Regions from separate parts of the Homo sapiens genome. Here region 1 is linked to region 2. A link is an interaction called in ENCODE POLR2A ChIA-PET data of the cell type or tissue named here. Cell type or tissue: Panc1. All regions are shown on one strand. Links, peaks and the distances in the headings refer to the core of each region. The heading gives the core; the rest is flanking DNA.

Region 1 (8,352 bases), core at 196-8,195, 150 kb before region 2:
CTGCAGTGAGCTGTGTTTGTGTCATTGCACTCCAGCCTGGGTAACAGAGTAAAACCTTCTGTCAAAAAAAAAAAAAAAAAAAAAAAAAAAACTGAAAGAAAGAAAAAGAAAGGCTGGGTACGGTGGCTCATGCCTGTAATCCCAGCACTTTGGGAGGCCGAGGTGGGCGGATCATCAGATCAGGAGTTTGAGACCAGCCTGACCAACATTGTGAAATCCCGTCTCTACTAAAAATAAAAAAAAGTTAGCCGTGCGTGGTGGCACCTGCCTGTAATCCTAGCTACTCAGGAGGCTGAGGCAGGAGAATTGCTTGAACCTGGGAGGCAGAGGTTGCAGTGAGCTGAGATTGTGCCACTGTACTCCAGCCTGGGCAACAGAGCAAGACTCCATCTCAAAAAAAAGAAAAAAAAAATTGTCCATGCCTATAATCCTTATGTTATTTTGTCTCTAACAGTTAAAGCCTTTCATTAATCATGAAGGATTCTTAATCATGAAAGTGAAATGTAGGACAAATTCATCTTGTATGTAAGACAATTACCTTCTCACTAAATAATGCTAAGGCATGATATATTTTATTTCCTTTGGGAATATAATTGTTACTATAGTAGTCAGTATGTTGCAAAATACGCAGTTTTTAATTTACATTTTCCTATTTGTTTTCCGAATTCACACTGAATCATAGATAACAATCAGTACAATGTTAGGATTGTTTTACATTTAATTCCTTCTTACACATGAAACTATTACATTTTCACCCTGCCACAGGTAATTGGTTCCAGACCTTTATGTTTTGCATTTAGGATTAAGCTGTGGCTTTGATATCTATGCATTATTAGCAAATCAAGTTATCACAAGATTAGTATACTAAAAAATGGATTCCTCCAATAAAATTTGAGATGGGCTAAAAGGAGGTAAACTGCTAGTTGGTTGTTTCTTCTTTTTGCCTTTATTGTCCTTTATTAAGGCCTATAATTTTAACCTCCATCGATTTACCTTCCTCAACTTTTTCTGTGATGTAAAGACAAAGTAGCTTTGGGTAAAGAAACCATTATTTAATCTGGCCCTGTAAAATAACATGACCAGGGAGATCATGTCCAGGCAGGATCAATACTGAGATCTTCTGACATGGAATAGGTAATCTTTTAAAGCCTAGATATTGACAGGACAATCCACTAAGTAAATAGCTGGGAAGCAGTAAAGCTTCAATTGGCTTACCGTGTTAGCACATACTATTTCCATTTTCTTGCAGTGACAAGGCTGTTCTTGGGCCATGTTCAGCTTTCTTTTAGGCCCATCTACTTTGATTCTACTTAATTGATTCTCAACCTTGCTTGTTTTATATTGTCAGAATCACCTTTTATTTTTCAGTGTTAAAAAAAGACAAGAAGTTACTCATCTCTGGCCAGTAACTTTCAGTGATGTGAAAGTACTAGTATTTCAGTCTGGCCTTGCACTGTCTAAGCTAGTCTGTGTGTGAATTCCCCTGTTCAGAGGATCCAGTGAGTCACTTTGTGAGGATACACTTGAGCCTGTTTGAAGCTCACGTAACCATAATCTCCCTATGGTCTGATGTAATAACCGGTAAGAAAGTCAAGCACAAATTGATATATGTCTGAGGGTTGTAGGCATAATTATCTTAATATGACACTTTAGAAATAACATATTGTCGATATGTCATTGACCTTTTTTCCAAAATGGGTAAAATATTTGTAAGTGTAGATAAAATTATGACAGTGTGGTACTTTCCTTTGCTCCAGAACCACAAGAAAGAATCACTAACTTGGTTGCAGAAACATGTGTTGAAGAATTAGGTTACCTAGATTAGGACAATTGCCAGAATGCTTCCTTTTTCATATCCTTTTTTCATAAAGTACTCACTTTATGGTTGTGGGCTATGAGTATCTGTGAGTATTGTGTTCTACATGAGGTTTCCTAGAAGTATGTGGGACATATGGATATTTGTACTTAACTTCCTGGGTACCTTAGAAGGCAGCTGAGAAGACCAAAGAAAAGCTGAAGTTGACAGTCTAAACTTGGAAATTTTAAGAAAGAAAGCCAGAATCTAATTGAGCCAGTCTTTTATTATTTTTGGCTGTCCTCTAACAGACTACCTAGAGATTGTTTTATACCCTAAAGAGTATAAAACACAGAGCAAACACTAAGTTAGGAAAGATTGCTGTAAACTAACTGAAACAAAATCCCCAAATTGCCAAATAAGGGATAATGATTCATATAACTAATTTTAGTTCTCTGAATTGAACAAAAGTTACCATACCATGTTAGAATCTTTCCTGGGTTAATAACTTTTCCAAGCCGCTCTCTGTCATGGTTGGTTTTCATACATTTTTTTCATCCTGTGAGCACTCTGGGTGTTTTATAGACCATAGACATTCCAAATTTTTATATATTTCTCTTTGCAAAATGGGCTTTTCACTCTGATTTCTTTTACATCTATAGATGTAAATGTCATCAACACAATTTAACCTATTTCATGGGAGAAGGAATAAATTAGAATTATTTTACAATTTTCCATAAATGGTTTACCATATATATGTGTTCTTTAAATAGTTGATTAAAAATCTACTATTCACAGACTTGAATGCTCACAATCTAATGTTTTCATGTTTAACTTATTGTCAATTGTTATTCAGCGTCAGTTAATATGTACTGAAAGCCTTTGCATGGCATTTCCATGTGCATTTCTGGGCTACATACTTAAAGAAATACAACAATCACAAACAATGTAGGTTCTGTGTCGTAGTAGCTTCTGTCCTTAAATATTAATATGAATTCACATAGGAAAGTGTAAAATGAAGGAAGATATTTTCTGAATGGAAGCTGAGAGTTGTGGTTGGAAAAAAAACCACTCATTTCCTTCTTCCTTGCTTTCTTTTTCAGGTTCTTTGGATTAGAATTGTTAATAGGCCAGACAAATCTGTCTAAAATAAATCCTTCAAAGCTGAGTGAGCAATATGTCCCCAGAGAAATTATCTTACTGGGACATGATCTGAGTTTATGCCAAGTTCCGCTTAAAGGTTCCGGATGTTTAAGGACTTCTTGACACTGCAGTTTTAGTTCTTTCTTAAGTATGCCTTCTTTTTCTTTATTATAGCTGATTATTCATGATGGAATTTCAGATTTTACAAAATTAATTATTTCTAGATGCAAAACTAGTGAGTTTACCATGTTCAACAAATTACATTTATATTTAAGATGGCCTCACAGTCAAAATAGCCTAAATTTGTATAATTTAGCTTAATTTTTCATAATTATTTCAAAAACGTTTGTTATTTTTCTAAAAGATGATGTCCCTGTTAATAAAATACTTTATATTTTTAAAATAAGTAAATAGTCATTTAAAAACAAACTCTGACTAGTGGATCACAAGGTCAGGAGGTCGAGACCATCCTGGACAACATGGTGAAACCCCATCTCTACTACAAGTGCCAAAATTAACTGGGTGTGGTGGCGGGCACCTATAATCTTGGCTACTTAGGAGGCTGAGGCAGGAGAATCGCTTGAACCCGGGAGGCAGAGGTTGCAATGAGCCGAGATTGTGCCTCTGCACTCCAGCCTGGTGACAGAACAAGACTCCATCTCAAAAAAAAAAAAAAAACGAAAAACAAAAAAACAACTCTGACTATACTGACATTAACCATTATTAAGTGGGAATAAGAATTTAATAATTTAGCTTGAGAGCTCATAATGAAATATTTTAATTTCAGACTTATCTGATTTGCTAATGCTTAAGTCATTTCTTTACTCAACCTACACTTACATAGTAAAGTTGTGGGTGAAAGTTTTCCTGGTCTCACTCGTTCAAAGAAGATGGTTATGACAGTTTTTAGCCACCATATGGGCTTCTTTTGTTTTCTTCAAAAATAGAATACCTGAATTCACACAGTAATGTCTATCCAGACCCTTACCCACGTGAACTAAGCTAGATAGTAATTTCCAGAAACTACATTATTTAACCAGACTAAAGAATGTAAATCGAATGATTATAATACCATACTTAAAGTCAAAATCACAACTATAATTTTGCAGAAAGCTTCCAGTTTTGATTAGATATAAGGTAAGAAATATTGATAAAAGATTACATAAATAAAAAAACAGTATTGCTTACTAATTCCATTTTTTTCTTTTTTTTTTTTTTTTCTTTTTGAGACAGATACTTGCTCTGTTGTCCAGGCTGGAGTGCAGTGGTATGATCTTGGCTCACTGCAACCTCCGCCTCCCAGGTTCAAGCAATTCTCCTGTCTCAGCCTCCTGAATAGCTGGGAGTACAGGCACCCGCCCCCACACCTGGCTAATTCTTGTATTTTTAGTAGAGATGGGGTTTCACCACGTTGGCCAGGCTGGTCTCGAGTTTTGACCTCAGGTGGTTCGCCCACCTCGGCTTCCCAAAGTGCTGGGATTACAGGCGTGACACTTTAGAAAAAGAATAAAGTTGTTTTTTTTTTTTTTTTTGACGGAGTCTCGCTGTCGCCCAGGCTGGAGTGCAGTGGCGCGATCTCGGCTCACTGCAAGCTCCGCCTCCCGGGTTCACGCCATTCTCCTGCCTCAGCCTCCCGAGTGGCTGCGACTACAGGCGCCGCCACCACACCCGGCTAATTTTTTGTATTTTTAGTAGAGACGGGGTTTCACTGTGTTAGCCAGGATGGTCTCGATTTCCTGACCTCGTGATCCGCCCACCTCGGCCTCCCAAAGTGCTGGGATTACAGGCGTGAGCCACCGCGACTGGCCCAGAATAAAGAATTTTTTAGGCTGGGCACAGCGGCTCTCGCACTTGCACTTTGGGAGGCCAAGGCAGGAGGATGACTTGAACTCAGGAGTTCCAGACTAACCTGGGCAGCATAGTGAGACCTCATCTCTATAAACATTTTTTAAAAATTAGCCAGGCATGATGACGCACACCTAGTCCTAGCTACTCGGGTGGCTGACGTGGGAAGATTTAAGCTGCAGGGAGCTGTGATCATCCCACTGCAGTCCAGCCTGGGTGACAGAGCAAAACCCTGCCTCAAAAAAAACAGAAAGAAATGAAGGAAGGAAGGAATTTTAAATGCATATCTTCAGTAAATTTTACTAAATTTTATGTTAATAATTAAACTTTATGTCTCAGTAAGTATTATACAAGATATTTATAAAAATTGGTATAAATAATATACATAAAGTGGTAAGAGGAAAAGCTAATCATTCTTAAAATGTGTGGAAATGCTGGAAATATGTTATATCAGATAAAAATCTATGTTAATCTGCTCTATTTATTATGATTTCATTTGGAAGTAAAAATGGAGGATTATGAAGTTAATTTGAAAGTAGAAATTGAATATAAATATCTTTAAACTTTTGTCAGAAGCGGTTAAAATTAAATCGGAAACACCTGGTGGTAATTTTTCTTTTTATCTCTTCAAATTTTGAAATATTTTCAGAATTAGGAAACTCTTTTTGAACATTCTTGATGTTTCTTACTATTAGGTGCCTTCATAATCTTAGGTAAGTCTGAATCTAAACCACTGTCAGTTTCATATATTTGAGCATTGTGTTTCCAGGATCCCAGAGTACAAAGGCTAAATTTGACTTTGTCATAATAGATGATAGTGTTTCATTACTTTATCATGCCACATGCGGAATAAGAGTGCCCTGGTAGGACCTGTATTTTCTATATCGTTTCTGTCTTCTCAGTTTGCCACTGTTTTTGTTTTTTAATTTGTATCTTAATTTTAATCAAACACCTAATAATGCAAAAAGGGAGCAGGCACATTTCCAAGTTTTCTATGCTGATCCTTGAGAAAGTACATTCATATATTATATAATAGATAATTGATATGGCATTTATTATCTTACCTTAAGAATGTATTTTCTTCATGTATGCATTTATTTTCATTTTTACCTAAGGTTTTAGTTAAGTTTAAATGGGTAAAATTAAAAGCATATTTATATAAATATATATATATAATTTATAAAATGTATACATGGTATAATATATAAAATTATAAATAAAATATATACCTATAAATATAAATTATAAATAAAATATATAAATTTTATATAAAATTAAAAGCAACTATTTTCAAAGCTCTTGTTCAGAAACTAAGCAAGTTACGTGTAATAAAAACATTGATTTATATTTTTGTTTCTTGTGGCCATTCATTGAAATTTGGAGTAGTGTCAGGGAAATACTTGGAGCCATTGGAGCCCAAATAGGATGTTGATTGGACATTGGGCATGTATACTAAATATACACAGATTTTTCATCTAGTTCTTAGGGGCATTATAACCTTAAACCTTTTCAACAAAATTCCTTATGTCCACTGAATAAACTAGGGTTTGAAAAATAATGTAATTGTTAACCTTTGAATTTGCGTATGTTTCTCTTTATTATGGTTTGTTGATATCAAATATTTGGTAAACTCGTATACTGTCTATTTCTTTCCATTTTTGATGCAATATGGTTTATATAGCCTTTATGATTTTTGAAGAGATTTGAATAATGTAATATGAAATTATTGTTGCAAATTGTGAAGCACAACATATGTCTCTGGCATATTATATAGTCAGTGATTTATACAAAATGAAACTTAAAAGTGAAGAAATAACGGCCCATACATTAAAATGTTTTAGCCATATGGGAGATTCCATTTTCTTACTGCCATTTGTTTCTTTTGAATTGGTTTTCCCTTGCCCTCAGATAAGATGAAAATCACACCCTTGTCCTCATACTTTGATTACTGAATCTTAGTGCTCAATGAATGAATTGTTCTCACTACAAAACTCAAGGCCTGGGGCCGTGAAGTTTTCTTGGTCTCTAGCCTAGGGAAATACGACCCTCTCTAGAAGTACTTCCCATGTGCACACATAAAAGGGCTCTGTCTTTAACCATTATAATAGCTTTCTGCTTTCCTTTAAGAAAAGTTTTGTAAATCAAGAAAGCTTTTGTAATGTGTTTCTTTAATCTCTACTTGCTTCTCTTTATTCTTTTTATTTCAAAGTTTAATCAGAAACTCTAACATTTCACAAGTTGAAAAAAAATAAAATGTTTCAGTAATACACGTAACACCGTAAGACAATATATTAATACATCTGCAAACATCAGTCTATTATTTTCCTTTGTGAGGACTGGAATTTATTACTATTTACAAAGGAGAGATTATATTTGAAATTATTTTTCTCTTTCTAGTTAATCCAAAATGAATCAATGGAATTTTAAATATTTTTTTTACTCTTTTTTAAATAAATGATTTCTCATTGCTCTAGATTATTAATCTTTTGGATTAATTTATATTGGCTTGACATTTTAAAAATTGAAAACTAAGCAAAAGAGGCACTGGTAAATCTCTTGTTACGTCCCTTGCTCAGTTGACTGCGATACATAATGTAAATATAAAAGGGCCACAATTTTGGGTTTGATTTCTATTTAGCTGGGTTAGCCCTACTGTCACCAAAACAGAATTCACTATCTCATCATCCATATTCTACATACTATTGGTGACATATTAGGCTGGCCAAGTATATAAATTCATTTGAATATGATGCACATTTCTACTCCATTTATTCCATCGTAGAAATGCACATTTATTTAACCATCTCCATTTGTTGGCTGGAAAGTTAGTCAAAGAACTGATATAATGGTAAATATACATTTTATTTTTCAAATAAAGGTAACATTTTTCAGCTGTCGTAACAAAAAATCATATCAAAAAATCTGTGCTTCTTTACATATACTATTTCTGTTGAGTGCATTCAACAATATAATTGTTTTGTTTAAGTGAGGAGGAGAAAATTGGACGTTCAAGAGGGCAGTAACCAGCAGAAACACTTCTTGTGACTCATACACAATTCTACATTTTTATTCTTCAAACTAAAGATAACATTCTTTTTGTTAAACATCTGATGTTTACTCACAGATTATGTATGTGATCATTTGAAAATTAATGTTTTTTAAAAAGGGTAACCTAGGTTTTAATTTATTGTGACATACAGCCTGAACTTTCTACGGCTTTGAAAATAAACTCACAGTTTTCTATTTGCACATGGATGCTTCACTATTTAGCTAAAATTGATGATATTATCACAAATACTATAGCTTGTGCAAGGTTTCAAGAACAAGGAAGGAAGTTTAATAAAACAGAGGCTGAGACTCAGCTTTAACACCCTGTCTCCCATGCTAATCTCCTGTTTACAATAATCCATTACGAATATTTAATGGTAGGCAGCATGCAGACCAGAATTAAAGGACATATGGGTACAGTTATCCTGGTTAAAATGGCCAACGTGCCTTGTATTGTGTATGGAAGATAACAGGACAGGTGGTAATCTGTCTTCACGGAGTGGAGACAGCTGGTATTTTCT
Region 2 (8,352 bases), core at 13-8,012:
TATTTGCAATTTGTGTATCTGACAAGAGTCTTGTATTCAGAATCTATAAGGAGCTTAACCAAGTGAACAAGCAAAAAGCAAATAGTCTTATTACAAAATGGGCAAAGGACATGAACAGATGCTGCTCAAGAGAAAACATATAAGCAGCCAACAAACATATGAAAAATGCTCCACATCATTAATCCTCAGAGAAACACCAATCAAAACCACAATGAGATACCATCTCACACCATTCTGAATGGCTGTTATCAAAAAGTCAAAAACAATAGATGCTGGTGAGATTGCAGAGAATAGGAAATACTAGAAGTCTGGGATTAGGTTAAATGACCAAACCTAAGAATAATTGGTGTACCTGAGGAAGAAGAGAAATCTAAAAGCCTGGAAAACATATTTGGGGGAATAATCGAGGAAAACTTGCCTGGCCCTGCAAAAGAGCTAAACATCCAAATTCAAGAAGCAAGAAGAACACCTGGGAAATTAATCACAAAATGATCTTCACCTAGGCACACTGTCATCAGGTTATCCAAAGTTAAGATGAAGGAAAGAATCTCAAGAGCTGTGAGACAGAAGCACCAGGAAAACTATAAAGGAAAACCTATCAGATTAATAGCAGATTTCTCAGGAGAAGCCCTACAAGCTAGGAGGGATTGGGGACCTATTTTCAGCCTCCTCAAACAAAACAATTATTAGCCAAGAATTTTGTATCCAGCGAAACCAAGCATCATGTATGAAGGAAAGATACAGTTATTTTCAGACAAACAAAGGCTGAGAGAATTCGCCATTACCAAACCACCACTATGAAAACTGCTTAAAGGAGCTCTAAATCTTGAAACAAATCCTGGAAACACATAAAAACAGAACCTCTTTAAAGCATAAATCACACAGGAACTATAGAACAAAAATACAATTTAAAAAGCAAAAAAAAAAAAAAAAAAAACCAAAGTACACTGGCAACAAAAAGCACAATGAAAGCAATGGCACCTCACATCTCAATACTAACATTGAATGTAAATGGCCTAAATGTTCCACTTAAAAGATACAGACCCACAGAATGGATAAGAACTCACCAACCATCTACTGCCTTCAGGAGACTCACCTAACACAAAAGGACTCACACAAACTTAAAGGGTGGAAAAAGGCATTTCATGCAAATGGACACCAAAAGCGAGCAGGAGTAGCTATTCTTATATCAGACAAAACAAACTTTAAAGCAACAGTGGTTAAAAGAGACAAAGAGGGACATTATATAATGGTAAAAGGCCTTGTCCAACAGGAAAATATCACAATCCTAAACATGTATGCACCTAACACTGGAGCTCCCAAATTTATAAAACAATTACTAATAGACCTAAGAAATGAGATGGAGAGCAACACAATAATAGTGGTGGACTTCAATACTCCACTGACAGCACTAGACAGGCTATCAAGACAGAAAGTCAACAAAGAAACAATGGATGTAAACTATACCCTGGAACAAATGTACTTGACAGATATGTACAGAACATCTCATCCAACAACTGCAGAATACGCATTCAACAGCCCATGGAACATTCTCCAAGACAGACCATATGATAGGCTATAAAACGAGCCTCAATAAATTGGAAATCATCATTCTCAGTAAACTATCGCAAGAACAAAAAACCAAACACCGCATATTCTCACTCATAGGTGGGAATTGAACAATGAGATCACATGGACACAGGAAGGGGAATATCACACTCTGGGGACTGTGGTGGGGTGGGGGGAGGGGGGAGGGATAGCATTGGGAGATATACCTAATGCTAGATGACGAGTTAGTGGGTGCAGCGCACCAGCGCACCAGCATGGCACATGTATACATATGTAACTAACCTGCACAATGTGCACATGTACCCTAAAACTTAAAGTATAATAATAAAAAAAAAAAAGAACATACTGCCACATTGCCTTCAACAATATATATGTACATGTCTATGTATATTGATTTTAACATACCAGACACACAATCACAAGCAGGCAAGTACATATAGAAATAGAAAAACATCAAACCATGCTAATAATGATTATATATTATAGGAGGGAAAATTGTCATGAATGTATTTTTTTTCTTTTTCTGTCTCTACTATTCATGATTTTACAACCCATCTATAATGAGCAGGAACATATATTTTTTTAAAGTTTATAATTCCTCACTTTATTTTCTTATTGTAAGTACATAAAGTATTAAAATTTTTCAAAGTAAAAAAAAAAATTTAAGAAAATTGAAATTATATCAAGCAGTCTCTCAGACCACAGTGGAATAAAACTGAAAATCGACTCCACCCCACCCCCCAAAAAAAATTCACAACCAGGCAAATGCATGGAAATTAAATAACCTGCTCCTGAATGAGCATTTGGTCAAAAACGAAATCAAGATGGAAATTTTAAAACTCTTCAAACTGAATGATGATAATGATACAACCTATCAAAACCTCTGGGATACAGCAAAGGCAGTGCTAAGAGGAAAGTTCATAGCCCTAAATGCCTACATCAAAAAGTCTGAAAGAGCACCAACACACAATCTAAGGTCACACCTCAAGGAACTAGAGAAACAAGAACAAACCAAACCCAAACCCAGCAGAAGAAAGGAAATAACCAAGATTATAGCAGAACTAAATAAAATTGAAACAAAAAAATACAAAAGATAAATGAAACCAAAAGCTAGTTCTTTTAAAACATCAATAAAATCGATAGACCATTAGCAATATTAACCAAGAAAAAAAAGAAAGAAAATCCAAATAACCTCACTAAGAAACAAAACAGGAGATACTATAACTGACACCACTGAAATACAAAAGATCATTTGAGGTTACTATGAACACCTTTCCACACATAAACTAGAAAACCTAGAAGAGATGGATAAATTCTTGGGAAAATACAACCCTTCTAGCTTAAATCAGGAAAAATTAGATACCCTGAACAGACCAACAACAAGGAGTGAGATTGAAATGGTAATTAAAAAATTACCAACAGGCTGGGCACAGTGGCTCATGCCTGTAATCCCAGCATTTTGGGAGGCCAAAGCAGGTGAGTCGCTTGAGGCCAGGAGTTCGAGACCAGCCTGGTCAACATGGTGAAACCTCGTCTCTACCAAAAGTACAAAAATTATCCAGGTGTGGTAGTGAGTGCCTGTAATCCCAGCTACTCAGGAGGTTGAGGCAGGAGAATCGCTTGACCCCAGGAGGTGGAGGTTGCAGTGAGCCAAAATCATGCCACTGCACTCCAGCCTGGGTGAGACCCTGCCTCAAAAAATAAAATAAAATAAATTACCGACAAAAAAAAAAAGTCCAGGACCAGACGGATTCACAGCAGAATTCTACCAGACATTTAAAGAAGAATTGGTACCAATCCTTTTGACACTATTCCACAAGACAGAAAAAGAAGGAACCCTCCCTAATTCATTCTATGAAGCCAGCATCACGCTAATACCAAAACCAGGAAAGGATATTACCAAAAAAGGAAACTATAGACCTATATCATTGATGAACACAGATGCTAAAATCCTTAACAAAATTGTAGCTAACTGAATCCAACAACATGTCCGACAGATAATCCACCATGATCAAGTGGGTTTCATACCAGGGAAGCAGGGATGGCTTAACATATGCAAGCCAGTCAATGCGATACACCATATAAACAGAATTAACAATAAAAATCAAATGATCATCTCAATAGATGCAGAAAAAGCATCTGACAAAATCCAGCTTTCCTTTATGATTAAAACTCTCAGCAAGATTGGCATACAAGGGACATACCTTAATGTAATAAAAGCCATCTATGACGAACCCACAGCCAACATAATACTGAATGAAGAGAAGCTGAAAGTATTCGCTATGAGAACGGGAACAAGACAAGGATGCCCACTCTCACCATTCCTCTTCAACATAGTACTGGAAGTCCTAGCCAGAGCAATCAGTCAAGAGAAAGAAATAAAGGGCATCCAAATCAGTAAAGAGAAAGTCAAATTGTCACTGTTTGCTGAGGATATGATTGTTTACCTAAAAAAACCGTAAAGTCTCCTCCAGAAAGCTCCTAGAACTGATAAAAGAATTCAGCAAAATTTCCGGATACAAGATTAATGTACACAAATCAGTAGGTCTTCTATACACCAACAGCGACCAAGCTTTATGTGAGTACAAATGTACTGGGGGTTGGGGTTGGGGTACTAAAGCAAAGCAGTATTTTTAAAATGTCAGGGGAAGCCATTTTTATATTCTTCTAGGAAGAATTGCTTCTGTTAATTTCATGGCTGCCTGTCAATCTGAGGCAGATGCTCTGTTCCCTGCTATATAAATAATAGACCTACTGCTACCTGCCTTTTTCCTTTGTTCAAGATCATTTTGAAAGGATCATTTTTAAACAAAATTATTTCAACTGGGAAGTTGCAAGGAGGAGGTTAGGAAAATTTATTCAGGCCGGCATTTTAATCAAAGAGGTATTTGTTGGAAATGTGGTCAAAAGTATACTTGGCCAAGTCATACAAATAGTAACTTTTTTCCCTTTGAGCTCTAGCCCAAGGCTGCAGAAATGAGTTATGAATGTAAATAAATACAAATCAATAGGAGTTCTGTTTTTATTATTTCACTGGGAATTTCTGTACAATTTGAGAGCAACTTGCTGAAAGTTCAGCAGATGATTAAGTTTAACCTTGATCCTGAGCCAGCAAGATTGGCTTACTATCTATCAGCAAGGGATGTAAATTTACTCGGACACATTTTAATTGGCATTTATGCAACATGTACACACAGATGCTGAATTCATTGAGAAATCCTGAGTGCCATCTGTTTAACTAGCTTTGTCCTCTATTAAAGTGCACGATAAAATGAGACTGGATCCCTTTGCCTTGCTCATATATTTATCTTACAGTACACAGCATTTTGAATGACCACTTTATTAGTATGCTAGCCTGTTAGATATTAGTGCTCACCATAATAATCTAAAAATATACTTTATTTTGTTTCCCTCTTTGTGGGCAGTGTATCTCCTACTCTTTCGCTTAGTAAAAGCACTATCTTCATGAAGTGTCTTTTTTTCAAGTTTTAAAGATAATATTGTTTTACTTTAATGTAATTTCTTAATCAACTGAGGTTGCTATATATGTTGAATTAAAATATTTTATTGAAGGCAAGTTTATATTTAATAATAAATTTTATGTTTCTATATTTTTTTAAAAAATATTTAAAATAATCATTTCATCCTTTTATGAAGCTTGACTTACAAATGAATGAATCTTTGAAGATTAGGATGTTCTGTCTTGTAAATATAATCAAAACTTTAGGGTGGACCCAGTTCCAAATAAAAGAGTCACCTGCCTTCCCTGCAAGACTTAGATTAAACAACAATATTCAGTCATGATCTGCATATAGAAACTTCGAGAGAAGGCCTAAAATTATCATATGAAAATTGATGGTGACGTGCTCCTCTTAACTTTGCAATACCTTACTTTTTAAAAATTCAGCAACAACAATAAAACCAAAGGTCTAAAATATACATTTGAAAAAAAAGTCTAAAATGTGTATTGATTCATTGATGAGTTGCTACGATTTGAATCAAAATCACGACTATAACTTCCTCATGTATGAAATCTTTTACTTAAAAAAATCACACAAACCATTATATTATTTTTGTACCATTTTCTTCTTAAGAGAGCTGTCAATTTTTAAAGCTGTCATGATGACAGAATGAACCATCTATTTTATCGGTAGAGGCCTTATGTCTCTGTGACAGGTAGCAATTATGATGACATTGTCTTCAACCTAAATTCATGAGCCTGAGAATAAAATTCCTGAGCTTGAAATTTTCAAAACTGAAAGTAAACTAACAGATATAGTATCAAATTTAAATGGTTGTAACAGGAATGGGCTTAATTTTCTCATGTGGTTAATGCTTGATACAAGGATATTACTTACTATATTAAGATAGTTCTCTTCTAAGTGTTGGGTTTCTGGGGCTGGTCTAATGGGAAAACTATAAGATAAGCAGCCGCTCCACAGTGAAGCATCTTGGTCAAATCTTGTGGCTGCCAAAGACTTTCCATTAATATTTTACCTAGAACTGCTTCAGAAATAGTCTCAATTCAATCTCAAAATATTTTTTAATTGTTTTAATAAAATGCTGTTTGTTTTCTTTGGAATCTGTTCAAGTAGTCAGTGGGTAATGATCATGAAATTGGGAATAAATGGGCTTTCATAAGCTATTTGGGTTATTACAGTATTAAACCAATTATTTAACCTAACTGGACTCAGTTTTTCCCTCTGTACAATGAAGAAGAGTTGGACTAAAAAGATCTCTAAATTCCTTCTAACTAAAACATGCTATGATTCAAAATAATAAACAAAAAGATGATAGAATATAGACTAAGTTGCTTATCTTTTCTCTCTCTCATGTCTCCACAGTACAAAACAGTAGAATACATGAATATTTTTTTCTGTTTAATGAAACTGGAAGTCTAATTAAAATTTTCGTTTGCTTTTTAAGATAAAGCAGAGTTATCTACTGAAAATCCATATCCAAACCCGTCAGCTTCTATTTGCAGCCCTCCATCTAACTAAAATAAAATCGTTTGACACGTAATCACATCTCTTACACTTCCACACTATAAAACTTTTACTTCATACACTAACCTTAAGCAATTAAAATGTTCACACTTTCTATGTAGGCTTTAAATTCCGGTATGTACAGACAGCCAGTCTTTGAGGTATACGGTAAGAGGTGGCAAATCGCTTTGCCGGTTAAAACTCGGGAATGGATTGGGTAGAGGAAGGTTGGCCAAGGAGTTCTTGTGGAGTAAAGGCTTACAGGTGGTTTCAAGATTGGCAGAACCAAAGATGGACACTTGGTTTTTCAAAGACTAACATAAGAGTAAGAACTCAATTTTTTTAATGACTTAAATTATAAATTAAATGAAAGGCAAGAGATTAAATGGTGTGGAGTTTGGGAATGGAGAGAAAATCATGTGTTTCTTTTTGTAAAGTCTGCTTATAGGCATGTATTACCAAACTTCATAATGAACACATGTGAATGTAGTTAGCTAAAAGTTACAGTTGCTTCAAAATACATTTCAAATTTGATTATAATATGGAAGATTAAGGTATGAATTTTTAAATGGTAAAAATGATAAAGTACCACATACATTAAACAAGTTGGAGGCAGCATTCATGGATTAAAATATTAAAAACAACTTCCAACTACAGAGGCCATATGTACTTACTATAAATGTGTTCAGTAGTTCATTTTCTAGCCATTAGGATACCAAAAAAGAAAAAAACCTACTAGAAATGCATTATTAATTTAGTTGTTCTTTTGTCTTCTCTTTTGCTTAATTGTTGCTTTGATACCAACACTTAATTTATGTGACCATAAAATGCTGGATATTTTAATTGCCGGTCTTTACTTCGAGCTGTATCTTATCCCTGTTAGATATGTGGTAGTGTTTCTTTCAAGCATTACTTAGATCAATTAATTATGGTTGTACGAGCTGTCAATTATTTATAGAGTTTAGGAATAAAATAAGTGCTTGTCTCTTGTGTCACATCATGTGGTATGGTGCTTATTTCATCTTCCTCTTCTTCCATACTTAATTACCTTTTTCAACATGTCTATGATCCCCTCCAATCCTGGAACATTTTATAATTAGTGGTTGTGGTTTTTTGTTCACTGGTCATGATGTTTTGAAATGCCTTTTTTTTGTTTCTTTTGTTTCTAAGCAAAGAGAAATAATATCATTTTAAATATTGAAATGATTAAACAGCATAGTTTGATTAGTAAAGACAATAAATTAAGTAATCCTTAATATGTTATTTCAATTATAAAAATTAAATGTAACTGATTTTTCCTTATATCTTGCTCATCGTCTTTTATTTTGGGGGAAGTTAAAGAGGAAATTGCTATGCATGAATCAAGTAAAGTTTCTCTATAGTTCTGACCTGGAGAACAAAAGAAAAAACTAACTTAAGAAATGCATGATTAAGAAGTGCCTCTACATCGTCTGTTTAGTGAAATTATTATATTAAATTATATGTATCCTCGGTTATTATATGTTCACATACATTTCCCTTTTGTAACACTGAATGTAAAACAAACAAAAAACAGATAAAATAACAACTGGAAATATAAATGAAATTAGGAGCAACAATGTGTTTTTAATTTTATTATTTCCTAACTTTTAGTATTTAGGTCAAGGGGGAAATCTATGTTTTGTCATTTTTAAAAGCTAATAAAAAATCCTTTTTATGACTCAACTTTTTGCTCATTAAGACCATGGGATTACTCCATGATGTCTGTAAGCACAGATCTTCATCTCTATTAAATCATAGGTCATTGTCAATTAAAAAT

What was found. Peaks named below come from ENCODE experiments on the same cell type or tissue, not always from the same donor. Only the 100,000 strongest peaks of a DNase experiment are listed, where the experiment ranks them.
Region 1: POLR2A ChIA-PET joins it to region 2 with 11 read pairs; 2 of 35 experiments call an interaction of 5 or more read pairs at or near these places.

What each region holds. Positions count from the first base shown.
Region 1 is chr3:78,912,364-78,920,715 of GRCh38, reverse strand. All of the region lies in intron 4 of ROBO1 (roundabout guidance receptor 1), which reads left to right. Among named protein-coding and RNA genes, the nearest start is that of MIR3923, 590 kb to the left of the region's middle. In Panc1, for the core only: no CTCF peak of the experiment used is centred there; a DNase peak (open chromatin) is centred at 1,594; H3K4me3 peaks cover 1,308 bases; H3K27ac peaks cover 4,491 bases.
Region 2 is chr3:78,762,204-78,770,555 of GRCh38, reverse strand. All of the region lies in intron 4 of ROBO1 (roundabout guidance receptor 1), which reads left to right. Among named protein-coding and RNA genes, the nearest start is that of LINC02077, 720 kb to the right of the region's middle. In Panc1, for the core only: no CTCF peak of the experiment used is centred there; no DNase peak of the experiment used is centred there; H3K4me3 peaks cover 463 bases; H3K27ac peaks cover 1,253 bases.